Linked DNA regions of Homo sapiens: region 2 is linked to region 1. A link is a loop called in an ENCODE intact Hi-C map of the cell type or tissue named here. Cell type or tissue: GM12878. All regions are shown on one strand. Each heading gives the region's core, and the rest is flanking DNA. Links, peaks and the distances in the headings are about the cores only. Region 1 holds the start of LOC105373872 (a long non-coding RNA gene). Region 2 overlaps DIRC3 (disrupted in renal carcinoma 3).

Evidence for each region. A loop is a pair of places that touch in the nucleus more often than their neighbours do. Peaks named below come from ENCODE experiments on the same cell type or tissue, not always from the same donor. Only the 100,000 strongest peaks of a DNase experiment are listed, where the experiment ranks them.
Region 2: it touches region 1 in a loop (4-fold over the local background); 2 of 110 quality-filtered maps call a loop at or near these places.

Annotation. Positions count from the first base shown.
Region 1 is chr2:217,220,481-217,225,861 of GRCh38, reverse strand. It overlaps LOC105373872 (a long non-coding RNA gene), which reads left to right and starts at 5,005. Exons shown (of 3, transcript XR_923875.3): 1 at 5,005-5,075. RefSeq lists an enhancer at 1,300-2,499. In GM12878, for the core only: no CTCF peak of the experiment used is centred there; DNase peaks (open chromatin) are centred at 2,281 and 3,171; H3K4me3 peaks cover 846 bases; H3K27ac peaks cover 3,237 bases.
Region 2 is chr2:217,442,414-217,447,794 of GRCh38, reverse strand. All of the region lies in intron 3 of DIRC3 (disrupted in renal carcinoma 3), which reads left to right. Among named protein-coding and RNA genes, the nearest start is that of DIRC3-AS1, 160 kb to the right of the region's middle. In GM12878, for the core only: no CTCF peak of the experiment used is centred there; a DNase peak (open chromatin) is centred at 2,684.

The DNA of each region.
Region 1 (5,381 bases), core at 295-5,294:
CCAATTTCATCCTTAACCACAATACCATTTGCCTCTTGCCTAGGGGCACAAACTATCCCTGAACAGCCAAACTAGCAGCCCAGACCACCTGCTAAGGACAATGGGGCCAGTCTTTCATGTGGGGCTGTACTTTTTAATGCCAGCCTTTGTGTAGTTACAGTTCACCCCAGCCCCATTTGAGGCACCTCTATGTTGCTAGTTCCTTCATATGCCTCTGCTTCTCTTCCTTCTAATTAACTTCCAAACTCAGGGTGGAGACTTAGCATTGGTACTGTAAGAAAAAGCCAGCCTAAAGCATTCTCCTAAGTGACAAGAAAAAAATAATGTCATGGACAACAAGAAAAAAACACATTTTTGCCTTAGGGCCTGAACTAGTCTAGGCCATTTAGCCTGCCTGATAGGTCAGACTGCCAAATAAGAGAAGCAAGAGTTGGGAGAGATATCTCTGCTTCCTCCCTTTTTAGGGGATGGTAATCTCACCAACTTGTAAAGCATGCCCTACCCCAAAACACCAGACCGAACAACTGTCTTGGTTTGGTCCAGTGCTCTCACCAAGGTCCTCAAGAGGTGATCACAGGAAGTTAGTGGGAAAAGAAAGGGGAGTGAAGTAGAGATGGGGGAAAGCATGCGCAAGGCTGTCTAATTGAGCTGATTTTCACTGCGCATAGCAGCGGGTTACTACTGCTGGGGGCCTGCAAGGAACAGTGGAGAATGTGATTCAAAATTGCTCCTCCAAATGACAAGTGAGGTCTGAGTCTGGCAGAATTGTGGCACAGGGACCTATTTCATTTGCTATGACTCCCACCAATCAGGTGAGCAATTCTTCTCCCTTTGGTGAGCATATGGGGGTGAGAGTGGCATCCAATGTCATTCACCATTTATCAAGGCAAGGAAAGAAGCCCTGGTTTTACTGTACAGTGCCTAAAAAATAAAGCATCTAGAAAAGCTAAATATTATATCGGCCTAATGTGCACTCTATGAGTAGAGGCTTGTCTGCTTTTCATTTTGAGGTCTTCTGAGACTTCCTAACATGGCCAAGAAAACTCTTGGATATACTTTGGTGTTTGGGTTGTACCAAGCTTATAGTCCCGCTTGAAAATAATGGTATATTAGTTATCTATTGCTGCATAACCAATTACCCCTAAGGTTGGAGGCCTAATACAACAAAGATTCATGATCTCAAAGTTTCTGAGTCAGGAATTCAAGAGCAGCTTAGCTGGTGGCTATGGCCTAGGGTCTCTCATGAGGTTGCAGTTAAGACTTGACAACGTTGCAGTTTGCCTGAAGGGCTTAACTGGGGTTAGGGGATCTGTTTGCAAGATGGCTCACTCACATGGCCATTGGCAAGAAGCCTCGGTTCCTCACTGACAACTAGCAGGAGGCCTCAGCTGCTCTGCATGTAGCACCCTCCATGGGATGGTTTTGCGTCCTCATGATACAGCAGATGTCCTCCCTCAGAGCAAGTGATCTAGGAGAGACAGCAAGATGGAAGATGCAGTATCTTCCAGGATCAATTGTTGTAAATCATACTTCATCACTTTTGCCATATAATATTTTTTAGAGGTAAGTCACTAAAAATAGTCCACACTTGAAAGGAATTAAGCTCCATTTTTTAAAGGAAAGTATATTAAATAATTTGTGAGCATATTTTATTTAAAGCTACTCACCACAAGTGGGATGGCCACTGGAGTCTGGAGAGTTTCAAACTGTAACTCCTTGAATTCAGCTGGAGTCAGTATAGCATAGCAGAGCAGGGTGAGATTCAGGTTCCAATGGACTCAAGGGTGCGACCTGGCCAAGACGAGCTCCTGGGAGTGCCACCTGTGCCATCTCGCAAACCCCACACTCAGAACGACTTCATCTTTGGTTTAATACTCTGTTGCCATCTTGAAATTAAAATTCTTGGTAATTCTTAGTAATTTTGTCTTTGTATCTGTGTTTTGTAAGTGAAGTCCAACGATACCATGGAGCATGTGCAGGAGCAGAGGAGATAGCAACAATAAAAGCGTTTACTGCCATTTCTTGCTGTCCTATTTGCATATAGTGTTCATAAAATCCCATGAGCACGGGATTCCGATGAGTCTACATTGCATGGGAGCTCAGAAGGGACTCAAAGCAAGCACACGGTAAGCATGTTATGTGTACAACTAAGGATGTGGGGACCACACCACTGACAGTCCCAGGAGGCCACATTTTCCATTCAAGCCAGAAAGAGGGCAAGGACATTCTAAGAAACAAGAATTAGCAAGGGACTCTGTCATATCCTTTATTACTCATGTTACTTCCTCTATTAGTCAACCACTTGCACTGAAAATGATACCATAGAAGGAAAGAGAAAGATAGGGCAAACCATAGTGCCTTTTCTTTTCAGTCCTCTTACTCATCAGTAAGTCAAAGGTAGAGAGTGTTGATAGAATGTGCATATTATTAAGAAGAAAAGTACAAATACTTGAACTGGTTTCGTGCAGTGTTTACAGTGTTCTGATAAGAGCAAAATATATATGCGTGTACAAGCTATGAAGTATAAATTGTGTGATTTCGGTAATCTCATAGGAATGAAATACTCTTAGTTTGCATTTAAAAGTGTCATTGCACAATATCAAGATGAATGGTAAATCTATGCTAGTAATTTATCATTTCAATTTTTCTTTATTTAGAACATGAAATAGCAAATTGAAAAACAACACGACCATGACAAGTCAAGGGAGACTGTGAAAGAAATAAAAAAGCTTTATATTTTACTACCTCTAATGACAGTTTTCCCCTGCCTTTTATTTCAAAAACACATTCAGTCTGTAGCATAGAATGAGGTTATGTAACCTTGAACAGTAATAGAAATGATCAAAATACAAAGGCATGGTAATTTATAGGGAGCTGAGTGTAAAACATAAAAAACAGCATTCTCAAGTCGTTTTTTCAGAAGTCCATAGGTGTTGCTTATAAAATAGAGACTACAAAGCCTTGAAGAAAACAGGTTCACAGGAGCAAGATATGGTTCAAGCTGAGAGTCCTCTGCCAAATCAGGGGGGTTGGTAAAATCTAGGGAGAGAACGATTCTAATTTCAAGAAGAAAAGCACTAGACAGAAAAAAGGAACTGAGAAACTGAGAAGCAGAAGTATTACGTTGATGCAAAAGTAACTGCGGTTTTTGCGGTTACTTTTAGTGACAAAAATCGCAATTACTTTTGCACCAACCTAATACATATAGTAGGCCCAAGGCAGTGGATCTGGTGTACAGATATTAGAGATGGATTGAAGGGAGAAAGGGGCAGAAAAAGAGACAACCAAATAGCTTAGACACATACTCCTAAGGCCAGAGCCTGGGCACCAGTAGCAGGGCTGAGTGATGTGGCCATGATCTTCAACTCAAAGAATGTTCAAAGTAGGAGGGACCCCAGAACTCATCTAATTCAAACCACTTATTATCAGTGGGATAAAATGAGGCACAAAAAGGGACATGACTTATCCAAAACTATGGAATTTGTAACAGAAGATAATATTTTAATTTATGCCTTTTCTGCTGTATCACAAAGTCAATTTATAGGTCAGATGGGAATACCTAGGATCTATACTAGAATATGTCTTTCTCCCCTAGAAAGAGAAAGTAGAAAGACGATCAGCTCCACTTGGAAATAGCAATTATGGTAAAAGAACTAGCTCAAAATCCCACACCCAAATTAACATCTGGTTCTCCAGCACTCACGAAGTTTAAGGCATGTGCTGGGTACAAGGAAAAAGCTCTAGGCTCCAAGATTGTTTTCCTGCTAGACTGGCCCCTAAGGGTCAGGGACCAAATCTGATTTACCTTTCCATCTCTAACACCTGGATAATAGTCGTCTTTGACTATTTATTTTCAATAAGTAATTATTTTATTCCTAGGGTCCCTTGCATTTCTATTCTCCTAATATTACATATAAATTCGCTGAGATAAGAGAAGTAAAGAGAGAAGTCAGTGATCACAGAGTGAATGAATTAAGAGCAGAATTCAAGTCTACCTTTCTTGGGCTCTTTCTCCTCACCATTGCTGTTGCTATTCCCTCCAAAGGATTAGGACAAAGGAAAGAGATGAAGCAAAAATGGATACAAAATTGAGTAATAATACAACAATTAAATAATCCGAAAATCAAAGTCTAGGAGAAAGATCTATGAACTGGAATATGAATATGTAGTAAGAGCTTCTTTAGAGTCTAAGGCTGGACTGTTCATAGGCACATTGGCATTTGCAGCATCTAAAACAAGGCTTGGCATATACCTCCCATTGCTACTAAAATAATAGATAGTATATCCTGTAGTTAGACTGTTCAGCAGCATATATCAAGTGCCAGCTTAGTGCTTCAAACTTGAGTTACATTGACAGAAGCCTTCAAAACAATATTGTGTGAGATAAACACAATGGTTGCAGTCTATGGTCTGAAATTCTTTTACTGTGGGAAGGCCAGTTTTAAAGATGATTTGAAGGTCAAATGAGGTCACCTTTAACATAATGTAGCATTTACTGGACTGCAGTGGTCAAGGGAAAACAAAGAGGTTTTTGGAGAACTTAGACATTGGAGAATAGTCATGCTCTTGGATGGCATTATCCAAAGACGGTGGCAGTTGAGTGGAATCCAATAACCACGCTACGAAAGAACATAATCTGAGCTATGGGTGAAGTAGGGGAGTGAGGGCCACAGACCAGAGGCCTTTCGGAGTTTCTCAAATCTTTAAATATCTTTCAAGAAGGGGGACCCTATAGCTCTTTCAGTACCATCATATCAGCTTATTTATGATACCAGAACTATAACTGTATTCTAAGTCACCAGAATTGACAGCAATTTATATGGGTTTGATTTTTTTTTAGTGACTAGAGAAAAAAATAAGTATCAGTTACTTTCTTGACCTACCAGGCCAGCCTTTGCAGAAAGAGGGATAAAGCATCCTTGATGAGGAACAAATAAAATTATACTGTGAAGAAATTTCCAACTGGTCAGATCAGGATGTAATTCTCTTGTTTGTGTTTTTCTTAGAAAGCATTTCCATTTTGCCTGGCTCTGGGAACAAAGCCAATGTCTGCTTTAGAGGAACAGAGATTTCCAGTAAGTTGGGCTGGCAATAGTGGCTGGGTGGGTGGGATCACAGGGAGGGTTTATGGGGGGACAGTTCCGAAACCCATGTACAAGCCTAGAAAGGGCGAGATGGTTGGTTTGCCTCATATTCTCAGATCAACAAGGCCTCTGAGACATTTTTATGGGCCAGGGAGGGATGAGACTGAGTCAGAAGACAGAGCCTAGACACCTCCAATACCCTTGCCTCAAATAATTAACAAATCACAAAAGCAGGGTGGGAAAGGAGGGAGGAAAGGAAGCAGAAGTGAAGAGAGACACTGTTCTCCCACTCTCTGC
Region 2 (5,381 bases), core at 279-5,278, 220 kb before region 1:
ACATCCATTCTGTTAACATCTTGTGTTGCTTTCCAGTAACAAACCTGTGCCTGGCTTGAGATAGACATTGAAAAATCATTTGTTGAATTTTAAAAGTCCACTGAAGTTGACTGAAGATGAACTTGAAATCATTTGTTGAACTTTAGTGCGCTTTAGATGACTGATGATGGATTTGAAATGAGCCTCCTCCACACCATGGGCCATCTGTGCTGTGGGTATAGGGCAAACAAAAAACAACATGGACAAGCCTCATGCCGGAACTCAGTCCTGGGTGGCCAATACAATGAAGGCCAGTGACGTGTTGACTTTCCTGTACTGCCGTCCTTCCCAGAGTCCTTCCCCTCACACTTGATGTAAATCCAGACTTTCCATCAGGCCTCTTTATATCCATCACAACCTCCCCCCACCCACCGCAGGAGAAAGGAAGATATCTCTAAAGGCTTTACCAGAGGTCCATGCCTTTTCCTGCTGGCTGCTAATCTCACCTTCTCCTGACTCCTCTTGAGCTCTTTGGAGAAAGCATCTCTCCTTCTCCCCTTGGTCTGCCTGCATGGGAAATTCTGAGGCATCAGAGCTCCTGCAATTCTCCTTGAGAGAAGAGAGAGACCACAGCTTCTTACAGACCTCCAGAGATGCTGGGATGGATCTCTGACTTGGCTCCCAATGTCCCCTTGTACTCAATCCAGTCTCCTCAGCTTGAGCTTTTAGGACAGCGTCTCTCCATCACCTCACTCCCCCAGCCCCATTTCACTATGTGCCCACTTCCCCTTATGTTTGGGCTCTCCTAGAATGTTTCCTGGTCCTGGTCTGCATGCCCAGCTCTCATGTGAATATCCCCTGCTGGCCGTAGTTCTCTGTAGAGAACTATACCTGCCTCTTTTTATTCTGGATTTCTCATTCACAAATCCTTACTCAAAATTCTTCCTGTGGGAGGGCTTTCCTGACTTATTCACTCTGACTTTCCCTACTTGACTAATTCCATCTGCCCCTCCAACTTGTCTGTCTGCCCAGAGCCACCTCCACAGGATCCAGGTGTGTCCAGATACTGGTAGGTATCAGATTTTAGGTCCCTATTTAATCTTCATGTTTGATGGAATTTTCTTATGGGTAAGAAAATAATTTTTCTGTGTCTGGGAGGGCAGTCTGTCTATGTATTTTTTTCTTTTTTACTAATTCTTTTTCTCTTTCATGGTCATCACAGTAGAGTGTAAACTGGAAGACCATGAATGAGTAATCATGGTTCCAGGTTTGTTCCTTCTTATCATTCTTGCCAGCCCCAATCCTGCTCACCCTCTCCATAGCCCTGTGGCTGACCAGTTGCAAATTAGATAAATCATCTTGAGTCCATCAGGAATCCTTCTTTTTAAGGTGTCCTAGCACAGGTTTGCAGGAGAAAGAAAGCAGAAGGGGAAGGAGTGGGCAGGAGAGGAAAGCACCTCTGACCTCAGGGGTCTTACAGTTTATCAGAGAAGGGGAACAAGCCATAAAGGAACAAACATAAAGGAAAACACTTAAAGAAGATTGAAGGAAGCAGCTTGGAAGCCCAGAATTTTGGCTTCTGGGTCTTTGTTTCACCCACTATTGACTGTCCTGGCAACCGTCTAGGAATATTTCAGAGTCACTTGGGTAGAGCCCGAGAATGAATCAAACATCTCTTTTCATAGACCCACCAGGCTGGCTGAGAGTGGTGATGGTCATTCTGTCCATCCCCTTGCCCCTAGGCCAGACCACATCAATTCAGCCTGCCCAGTCAGGGGTATCTCCCATTTCCAAACCTCACCGGAGACGGATCCTACCCAGCTCTGTCTGCTCTTCCTGCCCCTGTGGTTTTGAGCCTTGGTAATGAATGGCTGAGACGGCTGCATTCCTTGGACAGCCTCTTAGCCCTGCATATTTGTCAAGGACTCTTGGGAAGGGAGCTCAAGGGGATCTAGAGGCAAAGGCCTGTGTGAGGCTGCCCAGCCATACTCAGCTTTTTCCACTGGGCGTCTCAACTACAATCTGTCTGTGCTCCAAGGTGGGGAGGTGGTTCCCATTTGCAAGGGGATGAATGCTGGTGTTTGACTTATTGCTGTATCAGGGCCCAGAAGCTGTGGCAGAGAAAACATCTCTTTAATTTGGAAAAGAAAAAAAAAGACCAACTTTGAATTCCACCTGCCTCCTCAGTCTTCAGCATCGTTTCCTCTTCCACCCTACTTTTCTCACCTCTCCACGTGGGATGACAGCCCACCAGGACAGGCCTCACTGACAGCCTTGTCTCTGCTGGGGTCCCACAGTTCTGTTGTCCTGCTGGATGAAAGGCTGTCAGCTGATATTGCTCAGTGCTGAGAACTGAGGTTCTAGTGGGATGAAGAAATGGTCTTGGGTGAAAGGGTCACATCAAATAAGTGTTGGTCGAGGCCGAGATTTATGTATTTTTAAAAACAGATACCTCTGCCAAGTTTTCTTTATGTCTTTCCTATAGAAAATCTAATTTCTTCTAGACCACTTCAGCTTTTTCTATTCTTCAGAGTGACCCTATAGAGTTTGGTGGTCAACCATGCAGTCACTGATGGCAAATAAGAAGCAATGGATACCACATCTGTGGTTTCCTCTGTTAGGACATGCTCCCCACCCTGAACCCTGCACCACACCTCTGGCTATCACTAGCCTCATTCCCTTGGGGCCTTCAGGTCTTAATTCAGCCCAGGTAGTTGCTCCTCTTACATGCTGCCTTTGCAGTTTCAAAGGAGGGGAACTGAGAGAAAGTGGTCACACAGAGATCAAGAGGGGAGGAGACTTTAGGCAAGGAGTGCCTCAATGCAGTTGATAAGCATCCAAAAGTTTGGATTGGGTTTATAATTCAGCAAGAAATCAGTAACTTCCTGGAGAGAAATTTCAGGGGGCTATAAAGTCAGAAACTGAACAACAGGAGGTTGAGTAGCAAATAAGAATAAAGTGCAGACAGTGCCTTTAGACAACTCTTTCAAGAAATGACCTATGAAATTAAAAAAAAAAAAAAGTAAAAAAGGCATTAGCTAAAGAGGGGGAAGTGGAAAAGGAAGATGATTTATTTCTGTAATGTGAAGATGGAAGTGACCTGAGAAATGTAGTCTTGGGCTATTCTGTATTCTGTGTGTTCTTTCTTTACCACATCCAGATCCACTCCTTGCCCTACTCTGTGCCCTGAGAGGCTGACCTTTCTTGACTATGTTAAGGGGTCCCTTGCAGTCTGATTTCCTGTTGAGTTTGGCCCATGGGAAGCAGAGGAACAAAGGGCAGGAGAAGGAGTTGGGAGTATTTACTCCTTGGTCTCTGTCTTTACCAAGTTAAGGTTCAGTAGTGGACCATGTTCCTCTATCAAAGGCTGGCACTCCTGCCAGGCAGCTCTCTCCTATAGCACAGTGATAGTTCTCTACTAGGCCTGTTGTTGTTGGCTTGGGAGCTTCACCAATCCTTTCCAATTTATCTTAGCTTGGACTACATCTTTGCAAGCAGTCCCTTTAGTAAACTCTCCTCAATTACCCCCTTTGAGTACAACATCTGTTTCTTATTGGGGACCTGACTGGAAAAGGGGGGCAATTAAAGACCCTGTTTTTATCAGAAGCCTCCAGAGAATGCCAGGAATACAAAGAGAACCATTAGAGAAGCTGTAACAATAGAGGGAGAATAGAAATGGGAGAACTTTAGTCAAAACCATGTTATCACTTCACGTTTTGAGGCCTTTACTCTGCTTTTGACCCATCACAGTGATCGGTAAAATACAAGCCATGTCAATGTAGTTGAATCTCCAGCCCTGTGGGGCCACGGGTCAAAAAAGTAGGCAGAGGAAGCTGCATATGCAATTCTGTTAGTTTAAAATTGGGTATAGAAATCCCCATATTTCTGCTTTTGCTGTCAAGTCATGAAGAGGCTGGGGAAAAATGCTGCAACATGAATCTATGGCTTACATAAAACTGCATGTCTAGGAAGGCAGAAGAAGGTGGAGCACAGCCCCTGAGGGAAGGCCTGGGTCAAGGCACCGGCTAGCTTAGAGACTGATATGGTTTCTCTGTTTCCCCACCCAAATCTCATCTTGAATTGTAGCTCCCATAATTCCCACATGTTGCACAAGGGACCTGGAGGGAGATAATTGAATCTTGGGTGTGGTTCCCCCATATTGTTAGTGCTAGTGAATAAGTTTGAGGAGATCTGGTGGTTTTATAATGGGAATCCCTTTTTGCTTGGTTCTCATTTCTCTCTTACCGGCTGCCATGTAAGAAGTCCCTTTGTTCTTCCTTCATCTTTCACCATAATTGTGAGGCCTGCCCAGCCACGGGGAACTGTGAGTCCATTAAACCTCTTTTTCTCTATAAATTACCCAGTCTCAGGTATGTCTTTATCAGCAGTGTGAAAATGGACTGATACAGAGATTAAATCTGATATTCCTAATATCACACCAAGATAGAAATCCCAAACTGCCCATATATAACCTGAAGTGGACTCATAGAACATGAACCACAAAACCAAAATCCGAGACACGTGAGGAATATTAACCATAAGACAAGCACTTAACAAAATAAAATGTGGGAAAATAAATTCACGTCAGATGAAATGAAAATGATAGGACAATTTGAAAATGATTTAAAATGAAGTCTTTAGGATTGTCAAAGAGATAAAGTATAATAAAAAATTAAAAGATAAAATAAGAAATGATGAAACAAAAAAGCAAAAATTAAACCTATATAAGAGAATATAGTAACAATAGTAAATTGTGTACTAAAAAATTGCTATTTTAAAAAATAATAAATGGAATAAATTCTGAAGTAGAGTTTAGAGCAAACAATAAAAAGAGAGTATTTAAGTGGCAGTGATAATTAATTTTATGTGGCAATTTGACTGGGCTATGGGTTGCCCAGATATTTGGTCAGACATTATTCTGGGTGTTTCTGTGTGGATATTTTTGGGTGAATTTAACATTTCAATTGGCAGAGTAAAGCAGATTGCCCTCCATAACATGAGCAGGTCTCTTCAAATCAGATGAGTAGGACTGAATAGAACAAAAGCCAATCTTCTCTCAAGTAAGAGGAGATTCTCCAGCAGATCACTTAATAGGACTTCATCTGCACCATCAGCTGTCCTGCATCTCAAGCCTGCTGGCCCACACTGCAGATTTAAACTTGAAAGTCTCCATAATTGTGTCAGACAATTCCTTATAACAAATCTCTCTCTATATATATACACACCATATTGGTTCTGTTTCTCTGGATAATCTATTACAATGGGAAAATAGAACTCAGAAATATAAACAAAATATAGACAAAAAGAAAAATTATACATATATATGCATACAAACATATTAATGTTTGTATGGGAAGTTAAGGGGAATAGAAATGGATTGAGAGACTCCAGTATGCATCTGA